Linked DNA regions of Homo sapiens: region 1 is linked to region 2. The links are chromatin loops, found by intact Hi-C in ENCODE. Cell type or tissue: PC-3. All regions are shown on one strand. Each heading gives the region's core, and the rest is flanking DNA. Links, peaks and the distances in the headings are about the cores only.

Region 1 (8,345 bases), core at 225-8,224, 83 kb after region 2:
GCCTGCAACACATACTAGTTGTTTTCTCAAGACACGTAGTTGCTTTACCACCAAGAACCCTTTCCTCAATGGTTCCAGCTGGCAAAACTCACTGTCATTTCAATCTATTGCTTTGTAATCACACAAACCTTCTCCGTGGGTTTTTCAAAATTAAACTAAGTTGATCTGCTCTGATTTCCCTTTGCTGCCACGATTCTAGAGACCATAGATAATTGTTTAAGCCCAAATCCATAAGGCGAGTTTCTGTTGGAGAAAAACCAGGGAAAGAGTCCTTCCGTGATGTATCTTGTATATGCTGGCTCCTCTGGGGTGGGTGCAACTTTGCTTGCTTAATCAGGATGCACACCCTAAGCAGAGATGCCTGGTTTTGATTTAAATGGGTACAAAATGTGTTCCCTTTGTTCTGGAGCTCTCACTAAAGCTAGTACAGAAACCTCGGCTCTATATGTTATTGGGGTTTCTCATTTTCCCACAAAGCACATGGGATGGGTGGTCATGGCAATGGTGAGCAGGATCATTGCGGCGCATTAAGTTAACTGGCACAAATCATTTGTTTGCTGAGGAGGAACAGAATCATATGTGGCAATACCTTCCCAGGGAGTGTTGCCTCACTGTTGTCACAGACTGAGCTTTGGAGAGATGTAGGAAAGGATAGCAGTGGCTGACTCCTCTATGTGTTTTACTTACATATAGGTGCAGCACAGAGAATAATCAATATCTATGGTGACAATTCATAAGCAAGTCCACATTTAAAACATTAATATATAAAAAGCCCCTTTCCCAGCTCTGGTCCCAGTTGCCTAATTCTCCACCCTTGAAGCAGAGTTTGTTACTCAAAACCTATTTACATGAGTATAAATGAATAAATATCCCATATTTTATATGAGTGGTAGCATAGTATACCTACTGTTCTGTACCTCGCTTATATCAAAAATTTTAAAGCAAGCATATGAATAACATTGTTATGCTTTTTAGTACTAAAAATTGAAGACCTGAAAATAGTGAAAACTGGAACAAAAAAAGATTAGCCACTTACACATATGGGGTGGTACTCCACAGATTATTTATAACTGAAGTGTGAGGCATCCTACTAGTGGAAACAGCCTTCCCTTTCCCAAGGAGGGGATGATGACAAAGGAGGACAAAGCTAAACACAGGTGTACCCTGCTAGTCTCCCTCTCCTTCCTACGACCTCACTCCTTCCCTTCCTCCAGATCTTCTCTCTGTACCTTTCCTAAACCACCCGTCCTGCTTCCCCACCAATCTTGTTCCTCTTCTCCTCCTTCCTTCTGTCAATCGATCCTTCAGTTCTTTGCATCTACCTTTTTCACCTCCATCCCTTCTACCAGGTCATTCTTCTGGATTCCCTGACTGTGGCCCTTCCTTGCCTTCCAGGTCCTCTTTAATGGGAGTGGAGGAGCTGCCTGTGTCATTGGGGGTCAGAGAAGGACACGGGTCACAGAAAAACTGAGTCTGGAAAGGATGACACTGAGCTAGTGGGGGTGTGTAGGGGGCACAGGGACTGGAATGAGAACTGTTCCACTGCCTTCCCTGCCTGCCCACGTGTAAGAAGTAGTGTTATCAGTCAGGGTTCAAACAGAGAAGCAGAACCAATAGGAGATAAAGATGACTAATATGGATAGATAGATACTAAGGAAGTTACGTATACAATTGTGGGGGCTGGGTAAGTGAGTCCAAAGTCTACAGAATAGGCAGTCAAGAAGGGAAGAGCACAAGCAAGCTGGGACCCCACGTGCACAGGTCAAAGCTACTGTTCACAGGCAGGGTCTCTGTTTCGTGTAGGGCCTTCCAACCAGTTAAGTCAGGCCCACACAGGATAATTTCCCTAATTAAGGATCACCTGATTAGGAACTTATTTATACCCACAAGTTCCTTCATCGCAGCACCTACATTCGTGTTCGATTGCATAACTGGCAGAAGCATGTGAATGCAACAAAATGGCTGCTATTTCCCTTCCATCCCCCAACTCTTGCAAGAGAATATCTCCTGTAGCCCAACCTGGGCAGAACCTATTAGCAAGGGAATTCTGGGGAATATGGTTTAACCCAAACAAGTTGAGCCACTACAAAATAATCAGAAACAGTTACCGTAATAGGCAGCTGCTGGGCAAATGCCCCAGTCCTTGCCAGGCCAGACTCATCCTAGAGGAACCTGCAGCTATGGGCCACTACACTGCTGCTTCTGTGGTGTTCCTTTATTGATTGCCCTTAAAGAATGGCATAGTAGAAATAGAACATTCCAATATGCCCTCCATCCTTCCCCAGAGCTCCCCAGACCTTCAAAGTAGCACTTCAAGGAGCACTTGCTGAAGGGGAAGATACTTCTGCTAATAATAATAATAATAATAAGCCTTTTCTCACATGTTAGAATTGGAACTGTAAGTCTAAGTGGAGATGTTACAGGAATAATTTTGCATCTGCTTGTCAACTGTTTGCTCCTCCAGACCCTCCCTTCATCTTCTCCACCCTGCTCTAGACTTTGGGGCTCTGACAGGTTTGAGCTGCATCAACAGTGCTTACTCATCCTCTTTCCAGCTCCCAGTTGGGTTTGGTCACCGAGTAGCGCTGGCAGGAGATAGGAAGGAAGAAGAAAGTGAAGTCCAGCTGTTTAATTCCCTGGCTTTAACCCTGCAGATTACTTTGGGCTGCCCAAGTCCCTAAACTAAAGGGACTTCTTGCTTCAAGGCAGCCTCTGTCCACCAGCACTTCTCAAGCTATACATAGTGAAGGAACAAGTTTTGTTCTTTTGTTTTCATCACCATTTCCTTATGGACTTACAGTTGAAATCAACTAATTTATCTAGGATTTAAACTCTTGTCAGCTGACTCTAAAGTTAGTGATATCCATTCTTTATCATTCTGTAACTACTAGGAAAGTAAGAAATGTAGACACCCTCTAGAAATACAAATTAAAGAATGTGTGTGCCTGGATCGTCCTGATGCCTAGCCTTCTAAGCTGATTCTCCAGTGGAGCCTCAGTAGGGGCCACCTTCCTTCTCCTGCCCGTGTCCCCTCTTCTCTTTCCCTGAAAATGTCTCTCCCCGAGAACAAGAACCAGGGCCCAGATCTTCTTGGAAAACTTTGAAGAGGTGATGAATTTACTATGTTAAAATTATATTTCTTTAAAGTGGAAGTAGTAAACCAATGGGCCAGGGTCTTTAATAATCTTAATGTGAGGGGACCCCCACCTAAGGACTCCTTCCTTCAGCTTTTGGAAATCAGCTTTTGGAGTGCAAAGAACTTGGAACAAAGAACTTGGAAATCAGCTTTTGGGGTGCAAAGAACTTGGAACAAAGACAATGTTCTGCAGTCTCTTTAAATATTGAACTACTCAAGGATCAGGAACACTGCAGTTGCTTTTGCCTTTCAGTGAGAATTAGTGCTCAGAAGGAAACTTCTCTTCTGAATTAAGGTTTAGGGAATCTTTTTGGTCACCATAACTTAGTTATAAATAAAAAGAAAACTAGAAATGGAATGGGCATGTGTATTGTTTTAAGGAACTGCTCTTGTTCCATTAGTGAGTGGCTTTAAAGAGTACAAAGACTCCCTAGCCTTAGGCGTGGGGCTTTATTCCACAGAGCAGAAGACTTTGACATGGAATCAGTGATTCCCTCACATCTTTGGGTTTTAAAGCAATTAAGTGAGATTGATCAGAAACAATAGACATAAGGTAACAGTTGCAAGTATAATTTATACAGGATACCCAACTTGAGTTGTTGTATGTTCTCACTTAATGTTTTACTCCCCTCTAGTGGATTTTTATATAGCACATGATACCCTGAGTGTGGTATGGGATAGCAGATGTTAGAGGAAAAAAATGATTTTGCAATATGTTTAAAGCATGTTGATGTTTTGTAGAATTTCTATACAAGTTTATATAATTTCGGAGATTAAAAAAAAGGTTGGCCGGGTGCGGTGGCTCACCCCTGTAATCCCAGCACTTTGGGAGGCCAAGGCGGGCGGATCACAAGGTCAGGAGTTCGAGACCAGCCTGGCCAATATGGTGAAACCCCATCTCTATTAAAAATACAAAAATTAGCTGGGCATGGTGGCGTGCACCTGTAGTCCCAGCTACTCAGGAGGCTGAGGCAGGAGAATAGCTTGAACCCAGGAGGCGGAGGTTGCAGTGAGTCAACATCGTACCACTGCACTCCAGCCTGGGCGACAGAGCAAGATTCCATCTCAAAAAAAAAAAAAAAAAATGGTTAAAGACCTGTTAGTTCACTTTCCCCATTTTGCAGGTGAAGAAGCTAAGTCTCAGAAAGATAACTCACCCAAGAGGACACAAGGATAAACCTGATACCCATGGCAGTAGAAAGCCTACACTTACCCACTCAGATGCTCATCAATGGAGGAGAGACTTATGCCTGGAGGAACTTGGAAATCAAACTCAGTAAGTGTATTATGTGTTGTTGATACTCTAGGAGGGGAGGGGTTTACATCAGGAAGGGAAGGGTAAGTGTTAACAGGGACATGTAGAGATGAAAGTATTGACAATATAAACTCTGGGTTGCTTTCCTTCTTGCTACTGCCAATTGGTGCAGCACCTGCTTAGAGGTGTCCTTTGGCTTGGAGACCTCCTTAGTCTATATAGTCTGAATTCTTGCTGTGTAATTTTTAGTTCTGTTTCATTCTCCTTAAATTTTCACAACCATTCTCCAAAGAATTTCTACTTACCTCCACTCTCCTAAATAAAAGTTTTACTCTTTTGTATGAAAAATTTTCATCAGCATTCCTAAAGTTGATGGTTCACTTTAGGAATGCCTGATTAAGCTTCTGCTAGACTGGTCCTCCCACAGAAAACAATTATAACCTCTGGGCAAAATAAAAAACAAACAAAAATCTACCTGGAGGCAATGAAGCCTGAACAAAATGAAATTTATTCTGGAGGGAGGTTGGCATTTGGGAGAAGGGAATGGTAAAGGGTAGATTTCCTGTGTTTTAACAGCTCTTCGCCTGAAGGCAGACCACAGTTGGCAACATGTGGTAGCTGAAATGCCCATAGAAAATTGGGAGTCTTTCTGGTCTAAGGAATCAGAGCACAGAGTTCAAGGCAATTGTAGCTACTGGAAAGTGAAGGGGGAATCCTAGCAATCATAAAACCAGGAAAGGGAAACTAAAAATTGCTCAAATCTTTGTTGATCTGTGACTTCTTCATGGATGGACCAGATTCCAAGTAGCTTCCTTAAGAATAAAATAACTGGACTGAGATTTGGGTTATTGCCCAAGAGAGAAGAGTTTACAGTTTTGGTCTAACTAAGTCACTTGCCTGCTAAAACAAAACAAAATAAAAAGTAATACTCTTTGGAGGAATATAACCAAATCCAGAGTCTTCTCACATAATTTTCACAGTGTCTAGGATATAATCCAAAATTACTCAACATAATAGAAACAACAAAAAATGTGATCTATTCTCAAGAAAAATAATAGTCAACACAGACCAAACCTGAGATGATCCAAATGTTGAAAGTAACAGGCAAGAATTTTGAAGTAGCTGTTGTACACATGCACAGTGATGTAAAAGGAAATATGCTTACAATGAATGAAAAGATAGGAAATTTCAGCAAAGAAATAAACCATTAAAAGAACCAAATAGGGATTCTTGAACTAAAAATTAAATTATCTGAAATAGAACATTCACCATGGGCTTAATGGCAGAAGGAGATGACAGAGGAAAGAGCCACTGAACTTGAAAGTAGAATCAATAGAATTATCTAATAGGCAATAGAGTGGTCAAAGAAACTTAACAAAGAAAGCAAGCAAGCATCAAGGATTTGTGGTACAAAGCCAAAAGGTTTAACATATGTATAATAAGAGGCCCAGAGGAGAGGAGAAAAAGAAAATTAAACAAAAGAAACATTTTAAGCATTAATGGACAAAATTTCTCCCTTTTTTTTTTGTTTTTGTTTTTTTGTTTTTTGCTTTTTGTTTTTTTGAGACAGACTCTCGCTCTGTCGCCCAGGCTGGAGTGCAGTGGCATGATCTCGGCCCACTGCAACTTCTGCCTCCCAGGTTCACACCATTCTCCTGCCTTAGCTTCCAGAGTAGCTGGGACTACAGGTGCCTGCCACCACACCTGGCTAATTTTTTGTATTTTTAATAGAGACGGGGTTTCACCATGTTAGCCAGGATGGTCTTGATCTCCTGACCTCGTGATCCACCCGCCTTGGCCTCCCAAAGTGCTGGGATTACAGGCGTGAGCCACCGTGCCCAGACCCCAATTTTTATATGAATTATAAATTTACAGTTTAAAAAAGCTCAGCAAACTCCAAGTCATAGCATAACCAAAGTGCTGAAAACCAAAGACAATGAGAAATTTCTGAAAGCAGGCAAAAAAAAAAAAACAACAAACTATATATAAGGGAACAATTATTTGATGACCACTGAAGTCTCATGAGAAATGAAGAGACCAGAAAACAATTAACCAACATCTTTAAAAAGCTACAGGAAAAAAAAAAAAAAAAAGGGAAAGGAAGAGAAGAGGAGAGGGGAAGGGAAGGAAAGGTGAGCATCAGAACTGGTAACTAGAAAATATTTTTTATCTGTTTCTTTAAAATATATATATAACAATTTTAAGCAAAAATTATAACATTGTCTCATGTTTATAATGTATATAAATTTAATGCATATGACAATTATAGCATAAAATAAGGGATGGAGGTGGCTGATAAGTGGACTATATGATTGCAAGTGCTCTACAATTTACATGAAGTGATATAGTAATATATCTTGATAGCAGTTTGGATTACACAGATGTTTGCAATCGTCAAAACTCAACAAATGTACACTTCAGGTTTGTACATTTTACTCAGGTTTTACCTTTTACTTCAGGTTTGTAAGTTTTACCTCAAAAGAAAAGTACTGCAGACAATGTTGAACTCTAAATATTAACAATACAGAAAATATTGAACTCTAAAATGCATGCTGAAACATTTAGAGGGAAGAGTATGGATGTCTGCTATTTATTTGGAAATACTAAAAAAAAAAGAGGGATTGATGTGGATAGAGGGATGGGTAGACAGGGGATAAAGCAAGTATAGTAAAATATTATTCATATATTCTAGGTGGTAGGCATACAATGGTTCACTGACAAATTATTTTAACTTTGCCATATGTTAGAAAATGTCTATAATAAGGCTGGGCATGGTGGCTCATGCCTGTAATCTCAGCACTTTGGGAGGCTGAGGCCAGAGGATTGCTTGAGCCCAGGAGTTCAAGACCAACCTGGGCAAAGTGGAGAAACCATGTCGCTACCAAAAATACAAAAATTAGTCACGTGCAATGGTGCATGCCTGTGATCCCAGCTACTTGGGAGGCAGAAGTGGGAGGATCGCTTGAGCCTGGGAGGCAGAGGTTGCAGTGCGCTGAGATTGCACCACTGCACTCCAGCCTGGGTGACAGAATGAGAACTTGTCTTAAAAAAAAAAAAAAGAAAAAAGTCTATAATAAAATGCCAGCAATATGAGGTTAAAACTTAAAACTGCATTTATAAAGATTTATAGTAATCTTCTCCTTTGTTTTTTTCCAATGTAACATTGATATTTATTACTGGCTCTAGGAAGACTTTAACATGGCATTAGGACACATTTTTCAAACCCAACTGTAAAAATAAACAGGTTTTAGAAATGTTTTTAATACAGAAGTTACTAAAAAGAAGAAACTCCCAAAATTTTATCACCCAGCAGCAGCACTTTTAATATTTTGGTGAATTAGTTTTCAGTATTTTAAAACATGAATATATAATCTCTTTCATCTTGGTGATTTTATTATGACATTAAATATTTTTATAAAATATAATTTTTTGTTTTGTTTTGTTTGAGACAGGGTCTCACTCTGTCACTCAGGCTGGAGTACAGTGGTGTGATCTCACCTCACTGGAGCCTCCCCCTTTTTAATGGCTTAATTGTATACAGACATTATATTATTTGACCTGAATGAAAAGATAGAAATAAATAAACCTCTTATTTGACATATAAATTGTTTTCAGCCTTTCACATAAATGTTTACATAAAAAGAGGTCATAGAACAAGAATTAAAAATTAGAAGGGGATCAGACTTCTCACTTGCAACAAATAAAATTAGAAAACAGTGGAACAGTGCTTTTACACTTCTGATGGAAAAAGACCTTCAATTCATAATCCAGTACTCAGCCTGCCAATTTAATAATAATGCAATGCCTTTAAAAATTTACTATTTCCAGGTACAATAGCTCACACCTGTAATCCCAGCACTTTGGGAGGCTAACGTGGGCAAATCACTTGAGCCCAGGAGTTCCCGACCAACCTGGGCAACATGGTGAAACCCCATTTCTACAAAAAAAATACAA
Region 2 (8,345 bases), core at 155-8,154:
GTGTTTGTATTTTATTCTAAGAACAATGGGAAGCCAGTGGAGGATTTTAAGCAGGGAAAATTGATATCATATTTTTGAAGATCTTTCAGAAGGCTGCATGGTGAATAGATTATAGAAGGAAAGGAATAAAAGGGAGAGACCATATTATTTATATGTAAAGTGTTTAGCAGAATTCTTGGCACATAGCAAATGTTCAGTAAATGGTGGCAATAGTAATAGCAGCAGTAATAGTGTTATTGGTGGAAGTCAATTTAGTTGTTTTGGTTGTTTTTAGTGTAAGTCAAATTTCTTGATTGTCTGTGATAAAAGGCTTCTTTTGTCCTGACGCTATTTTTTATATGACCCATTTTCTAACATGTAAAAAAGTCTTTTTTAATAGTTATTGTGGACCATGAGTATTAACAGGAAGCAAGGAATAGGGTCAGTTGACCATTGCTCATGTGGCTGGTGGTAGAATTAAGGCAGTGATAGAAAACTGGCAACTTGCTGGATTTGGTTCAGACAGGTATTGTTGGTTGCAGAGTGCTTTTAAAAAATTGAATCTGTATTTGAAGATGGGAAAATTTTATGCAGCACTGCAGAGTCTCTGGCTTATCTAAAAAACATCCAAAGCCCTGGCCACACCTGGCCTGTATTTGCACATGGCAGCAGGCGGGCTGGAACTGAGCAGTGGCTCTCCTTCCCCAGCTGGCCACAGTCCCCACTTCTCACACAGACATGGGCTTATGCACTCAGACCTGCCTGCTTCACTCTGGTAAATTCTCTGCCAGGGCCCTGAGGGCATTTGAGTTTATGACCCTGGTGAGGGTTTCCGGATTTTGGCAGGGCCCCTCACAACAATTGTGGCAAGGATGGGAATGAGGATTTTCTGTTACTTTGAACCTGCAGCATGAGGTATTCATGACTGGGCTTGGATAGTTGGCTGGGGTTTAGCCACTGGGATTCTTGAGAAGGTCAGTTTAAATAATCACTACTGTAAAGAAGAAAAAATATTTTGACAGGTGATTTTTCATTGAGAAATATATTAGAGAGATAGGTCTGCCAGTGTATTGTGTGGTTAAAATTTTAGAGGGGATACTAGTTAAGGAGGCAATTAATTCTAGATAATATAGAAAACAGCTATTTGGGATCACCTCTTTGATAGATTGTATGCTGGGATAGGGAATTTCAGGGGAAAAGTTGTTCTTGAAAGATCAAGTATCTAAGAATGAGTATTTCTAGCAGAGTGGAAGGATATATAGCTGAATTGACTCTAACATGATGATTATGGTTAAATTTGTAAAAAACTTCATGTTAATAAAAATATTTTTACTTTAAAAAATAATTGCTGCAAGGGAAAAAGTGAGATGAGAGGCTAGAGAGGTTCAAATTTTAGTAACAAACTTCGGAACTGTTCACAAATCTTCAGCTGTATGTATACTTTGTCACTACAAGTTAAAGTAATAAATTGGGTGGTCAAACCCAAGCTTGAATGCATATCTAGAAGGTTTTTTTTAACTGTCTCAGTCTTCCTGACCCAGCAATAGCCAAATGGTTCACAGCCTTAAGAGATTAAAGAAAAAAAGCTGTTTTATCCTGTCTACCTGGTTGGTAGCTTTGGGACTGTGGCTTTGGGATTGTGGCTAGGTTATAACTGTTAGCAGTGGGCTAATGCATATTGCTTTCTCTACTTAGTGAATCACTTTGTGTTCAAGTTGCTGATGTGGGAGGAATGCCTTTATCCCTGATGATGTGCTATAAGGCTTACCAGGCATACCACATCTGACTCATAGTCTACCCTGCTAAGGGTTTGTGAGAGCCTGTCTTGGTACATGGTTGGATAGTCCTGATTTTCACTGCCTGGGATGAAAGGCTAGTTGCTAATACAGCATGTTTTTCCAAGCTGTGTTTAATTTTGTTGTTTTGGTGCCAGTTGGGATTTTGTCCACATGGGCCCATATCCCAATGAATACACCATTCCAACCTTCATGCCATCCTAATGAGCAGCTTTACAATTATGATTTTGCTTTTTCCATTTCTATTCTCTCCATTGTTTGTATTGAAGGTCAAAGGGAGAAAGTGCCTTTAACATTCAGAAAAAGGAAAGGATTTAGTAAATACTTTATTCAATATTTAGAGGATATTTAGACCAGTGGATCTCAAGCCAGAGACCATCACAAATATACCCATATTTTGGGAAAAAAAAAAGCAAGAATTTTTTAGAAACGTCCTATAATGTATTTCTAAAGTGCTACAACTCTTAATGGTACATTAGTAAAAGTTGGCCCACTGTGAGTCAAGGCATAAAGGCATAGTAGAGAGGTACATAAACCACAGCTTCTCACAGTGTTTCAACTGAAACTCTCATCTCTTAAAAATAGTCGACAGAGCAGATTAGGGTGTAGATCAGTGAGAGTGATGACATCATAGAGATATGTATCGTCAGTTAATATCAATTAATTGTCACACATTACTTATGTTTCTCCTAACTAACTGGAGGGCATTATTTTCTGATTGTACCACTTGAGAGCTGCTGGTAATACTTGTCCTTCTTGCTAAGAAGGAGATATCATCCAAAGCAAACTTTTCTTTATAAAGCTGTCCCAGAAAATAATTCAGAAGCTCTTGTATTAACTCACTCATAATGTAACAATATGACTTTGCAAAAATGCTTTTCACCTAAGTCTCTATACTTGTGATTGCACAGTTGGATATTACAGAGATATAGTTCTTTTTTTTTTTTTTTGAGATGGAGTCTCGCTCTGTTGCCCATGCTGGAGTGCAATCACGGGATCTTGGCTGACGCTGCCTCCCGGGTTCAAGCGATTCTCCTGCCTCAGCCTCCCAAGTAGCTGGGATTAGAGGCATGCACCACCATGCCTGGCTAATTTTTTTTGTATTTTTAGTAGAGACAGGGTTTTGCCATGTTGGCCAGGCTGGTCTTGAACTCCTGACTTCAGGTGATCCAACTGCCTCGGCCTCCCAAAGTGCTGTGATTACAGGTGTGAGCCACTGCACCCAGCCCCAGATAAAGGTCTTTTTGTAATAGGCATGCTTGTTATAAGCCTCTCAGTTGTTGGTAAAGCCACAGCTTAAACAAGATTGCCATTTTGGACTCTCACAGTCAGCTGGAGTAGACATGTACTTTCTGCAGTGTCACCAGAAGTAGCTCTGTGATTGTTGTTGGTTCCAGATAGTAAAATTATCTATTTATGTGTGTATATATTCTGGAGCTGGTGATTTGGGGCAGAAATACTTGGTAATCTATGATATCAAGATAATATTTGCTGATGATGGATCATTTAGTGTTGACGGGTCATTTAGTGATGACATATTTGAAAATGATCTTGAGTAGAAAGGTAGATGGTTTAGGTAGCAGGTGGCAGATAGAAACTTGCACTTGGCAATACTGACTTGGTTTTTATAGTGGTACTTCTCTAATAGAATAATAAAGCTCCATTGAGCTCAGCATCATGTATTTTAGAGGCAAGGTTTCCATTGCATAGCCTTTCTTCCACTTTTTAACTGCCTTGTTTGATGTAATTGCGGAAGCATTTTGATATTTTGTTTCCACTAGAGGGAGTTGTAAAGCTAGTATTTGTTTACATTTAGCGTGTATCCATGAAAGCATTATTTAATAATTCATATTTGAAAATATCAGAATCTTTTTAGAAGCGTACTAAGAGGTCACCTGTTCAAAGGGAATATGACCGTTAGGTATTCCATTTGCTACCCTTTCTCTTGGGAGAAGATTATTGTATGGTTTGTAACTTGAGGCCTCTTGCCTTCATGAATATTGAGGATTATAGGCTCTGAAGATAATCTGTTTAGTTAATTTAAGTTGAAAATCCTAACAAAAGGTTTACATGTTCTCTGTTTTACATTTGCCCCTGAATGTAGGCTTTTGTATGTTCTACATGGGTTATTGCAAAGTGTTTTGTTAACAAAGTTCTTTGAGTAAAATGCTCTCTTTTTTTTTCTTTTTAAGAAAGAAACATGAAGTAGAAAAGGAGGGGAGTTTATAGAATGATTCTGAATTTATTTCAACTGAAGCCTTAGAGTGGCAAATTATCTTTCTTACAGGGAAGGTATCTGTTAAATTTTTAAACTCGGTTAATACACAGTAATATCCTGTTGAGATTGCTGCTTGCTGCCAAAAAGCAGTCTGATGAATTTTAAATTAATGAGTGGTATTAAATCTTATCACTTATAAGGATTGTTATTTCTGTTCTTGAATCTGTATTTGGAAGTTTGATAGATCTTTAATGAGGAAAATTTATAGTTTCTAAATTTCTGTATTTGGTAACATGCATATCTAGATACGGCAATTTTGTGTTTTATTGCACAAGGTTAGTGACCAAAGGGCAATTTGACAATGTATATGAGGAGGGCACACTTTGATCCTGGGAAATGGAAACACTGGAGGTGGAATTTTGTTCCTGAATGGCCTTATTTAGGAGGACTTCATTTAGCTTTTCTCTGCCCTGAAACTTACAGAAGCCAGGGAATATGACCCAGCTATGCCAAAGAACTTGATGGATAAATTTTTTGAAGATCAATTTTAAAATGTTAGCATATATGTAAAATATCTTGCAAGACTCTGAATACTATAGGGATGATTTTGCTAGTTGATGTTTATGTATGTATCCAGAAGCATTTTGATTAGCTGATTGCTTATACTCAAATTAATTTTTCTCTGTGGATGCCAATTTTGTGGTGTCACAAAGCTACAATAACTGCTGAATTATTATGTAGTTTTTTGTTTTTGTGCGGGGAAAACAATGTACTCTTCAGATGTCCCTGTCAAGGCGCCCCTGAATTTTAAGGCTATGTACTTGAACCTTACTGAAGGTTTACAAGAAAATATTCTTTCTGTTCAGGAGTCTTTACTTAATGTAAGTATAAAAGATTTGTTTTATTTTTCCTTGTGTAACATGTGGGGGTAGTCTTTTTCCTTAAAGCAGTGATGCATAATTCTAGACAACAAGTGGTGCTACTTTTAAAAGACCTCATAGATGCAACTTTTTTCTCTAGTGCATTTGTGTCTTTGTAGAATTGCTTTGCTACCTTTCATTTGAGGCATGTCTTGTACAAATATGTTGATGTGTTCTGTTTTGTTTTTCATGTTGTGTCTTTTGTATTTCTTGTTTTTTATATCTCTCAGTCAACTCTGATATGGCTAATTCTCAAAATGATTTTTCAAGTACCTTGCATGTGGAGATGAGCATTTAATGAGGGTCTTGTGTGTTAATGTTAGCGTTAAAAGATTTAAAGATGAAGATAACTTTTCATTGAAGAAAATATCTTTCTCTTGTTGCATCTTTAGATGACAAATGGATTGAGAAACCCTTTAAAAAAAACCCATCCAGTGAATATGAGAAATAAATATAGAGTGAGGAAGTATTCCCACCCACCTCCAACATACTCTGTTCCCATTCCCAAATTTTATTTCACCAAAGCTCAGTTAAGAATTTGGGGCATTCCTTTCAGACCTTCCATAAAATATATTTATTTAACTTTTACTATACATATTTTGTTTAAGAAACTTTTTTTTTTGGTAATTCTTAATATAATACTCAGATATGTTTTATGGACACATTCCATTTCTTTTGTACTAATGACAGGTAAAGTGGAAAAAAAATGCTATAGACCAGGGAGCATCTCATTTTTTTTTTCCTGAAAGGTTTTACAAAGTATTTAAAGTCTTTAAAATCCACTTGCACAATGTTATGGGGTTTGATTTATGTCCTTTGGAGGGATTTAATCAAGCTGTCAATTAAACTGGTGCTTAGTTTCTTAAAGAGAAGTAATTAGAAACAGTTTCCCTAAAAAGTATTTAGTAACATAATATTTGATCTTCTAATTGTTACATAATTTAAGAAATACATTATATTGGGATTTTTAGGGTAATATTATTATATTGGGTTTTGAAGAAAGACAATAGCAGACAGTTATTGAAATCCTAAATGTTATTGAATTATGTCTAACAGACTAGCTTATTTACTCATCTTTTTATCACATTTGAAATTTGAATGAATTAATTTTGTCTATCTAGTTTATATAATAAGCAGAATGCTAAAACTGATTTTTTTCTAGAAAATAATAGGAGAGAGAAATCAAACATTTAATGTCAGATGTAGTGTCATGCTTTTGCATGTGCTATCTATAGAAAACAGTCTTCCAACTCTTCTTTTACTCAGATGTTGTATGAGAGCAGGGTATTATGTATCTTTTCATCTTTGGAATTAGATGGCTCTCTACTAATTAGTGACTCCCACGGGTTTCTACATTATCAGAGCATTTAAGAGCTTCTAGGCCACCTGCTGCTGCTGCTGTTCTCATCACCTGGCCAGAGTGCATCTGGCTACTCACATTCCCTGTGGGATGCCTAATTGTCAATTCCCCAAGGTCTGATTACTGATAAAACAGGATTCTGAGACTTAGTCTGCCTGCCCTGTGATAACATAATGCATTGATTGTACCATTATTGTGACTTGCTGTGTTTCCATAAAAAAGTTTTTGAATTCTGCTCTATGTGTATTTAAATCTGAGATCTTCGTTAAAAAAAAAAAAAGCCTTCTGATATAAATCCTAAAATTATGCATTCCCTTTTCCCCAAGTGAAATGATGAATATAATTTGTGTGGAACTTAAGAAGTTAATTAAAGGAGGGAATTATGAACTTCTTTGACCTCTACAGTAAAAAACCACTCGTTCCAAGGCAGCTTTGGCTTGGTGTCTTGTGTTTAAGTTGGTATGATATTGATGCAGACCTTTTGACTCAGTTGCAGCAGTTACTCACAGACCTTCCCCATGACATGCTGGATGACGACCTCTCCTCTCCAGAGCTCCAGTATTCGGACTGCAGCGAGGATGGCACAGACGGACAGTAAGCACCTGAAGTCACTTTCACTTGTATATTGCAATTCTATAAGTCTTTTTCTTTTGATGAAGATTAATAATTACATGATTATAAAATTGTAAATTGATTCTTAAAATTTTGGGTGAAGATTGGAAGGAAAAAGGTTAAAATCTTGGGGTTCTTTGTGTTATCTATGTACAAATAAATGATACGCTTTAAATCGAAAGTATTCCTTTTTCTCGAGACCACATCATCCTGAGCAATTGGAGATGAGCTGGAATGAGCAAATGCTGCCCAAATCTCAAAGTGTAAATGTAAGTATCTGGTGTGATGATGACTTTGGTGAGGGTGGGACTGGATCTTCGTGCTTTTGTTTTACTCTTGTTATCTAATAGGGCTATAATGAAATTCAGAGTTTATATGCTGGAGAAAAATGTGGTAATGTCTGGGAAGAAAATAGAAGTAAAACTGAAGACCGACATCCTGTGTACCATCCTGAAGAAGGTGGAGATGAAGGTGGAAGTGGTTATAGTCCTCCAAGTAAATGTGAACAGACTGATTTATATCACCTTCCTGAAAACTTTAGGCCATATACCAATGGTCAGAAGCAGGAATTTAATAACCAAGCAACCAATGTAATTAAATTTTCAGATCCTCAATGGAACCATTTTCAGGTATTGTAAAAACTTGACTTTCAAGAACTTGTGTGTGTGCACACGCATTTGCGTGATGTTTGTGTGTGTTCAGGAAATGTATGTGAGTACAATGGTAAGATGATTTAACCACACGAAGTTCTGAGAGGGCACTTATTCAGGTTCATGGTGAATTAGTCATGGTATTTTCTGTTTACAGTCTAATACAATCATGATCTTAAGTCAGAAGTTTAAAATAGAGGCTCTTTGGACATAGTTGATTAAACATTAAAAGTTAAGTCTGCCAAAGAATAACTATCCTCATTTACTGCTGCTTCTACCACTGCACTGTGCTTCAATGAGAAGCTGTGTTCAGGTCTCTTATTGTAGTTTTTAAAGCAGTAATTCTGTGTAGGTGGCAACATTTAATTTCCTCAGTTTTCTTGCTCACCACCCATAACAAATTTTAGGTTAAACATGTCAAAGCTGATATCTCTATTGTATGGTGATATAACAGTAGACAGGATGAATGTGAAGGAAAAACCAAAAAACCTTGTTTTTCCTGGGGGGGAGTTTAATGAAGTAAGACCTCAGGATATAGTTAGTTGCTTCTTAGAATTTCTCAATGACAGCAAATACCTCAACAGCTAGTCTGTGTCACGCAATGACAGGATGGATTTTTTAGGCTGTTAAGTGGTTATTTTCTCTTAATTCTATCTCCGTAGAATGTTATTATTCATCCCATAAGAGTTACTATTTATTAGATATGAGGCACCGTGGTCCATGTTCATGTTATTGGATATGTGCATTTTTATATTCCCAAGATGTTGGCATAATCTAAATCATTTGTAATAAAATATTTCTATATAGTCT

The links. Hi-C counts contacts between places; a loop is a spot of excess contacts. Peaks named below come from ENCODE experiments on the same cell type or tissue, not always from the same donor. Only the 100,000 strongest peaks of a DNase experiment are listed, where the experiment ranks them.
Region 1: it touches region 2 in a loop (10-fold over the local background); 6 of 110 quality-filtered maps call a loop at or near these places.

The regions. Positions count from the first base shown.
Region 1 is chr15:48,713,085-48,721,429 of GRCh38, reverse strand. No RefSeq gene overlaps it. Among named protein-coding and RNA genes, the nearest start is that of FBN1-DT, 71 kb to the right of the region's middle. In PC-3, for the core only: a CTCF peak has its summit at 3,774 (motif pointing left); no DNase peak of the experiment used is centred there.
Region 2 is chr15:48,796,470-48,804,814 of GRCh38, reverse strand. It overlaps CEP152 (centrosomal protein 152), which reads left to right. Exons shown (of 27, transcript NM_001194998.2): 3 at 6,764-6,867; 4 at 7,085-7,154; 5 at 7,236-7,514. Among named protein-coding and RNA genes, the nearest start is that of CEP152, 10 kb to the left of the region's middle. RefSeq lists an enhancer at 6,047-6,586. In PC-3, for the core only: a CTCF peak has its summit at 3,552 (motif pointing right); DNase peaks (open chromatin) are centred at 1,744 and 7,624; H3K4me3 peaks cover 316 bases; H3K27ac peaks cover 2,853 bases.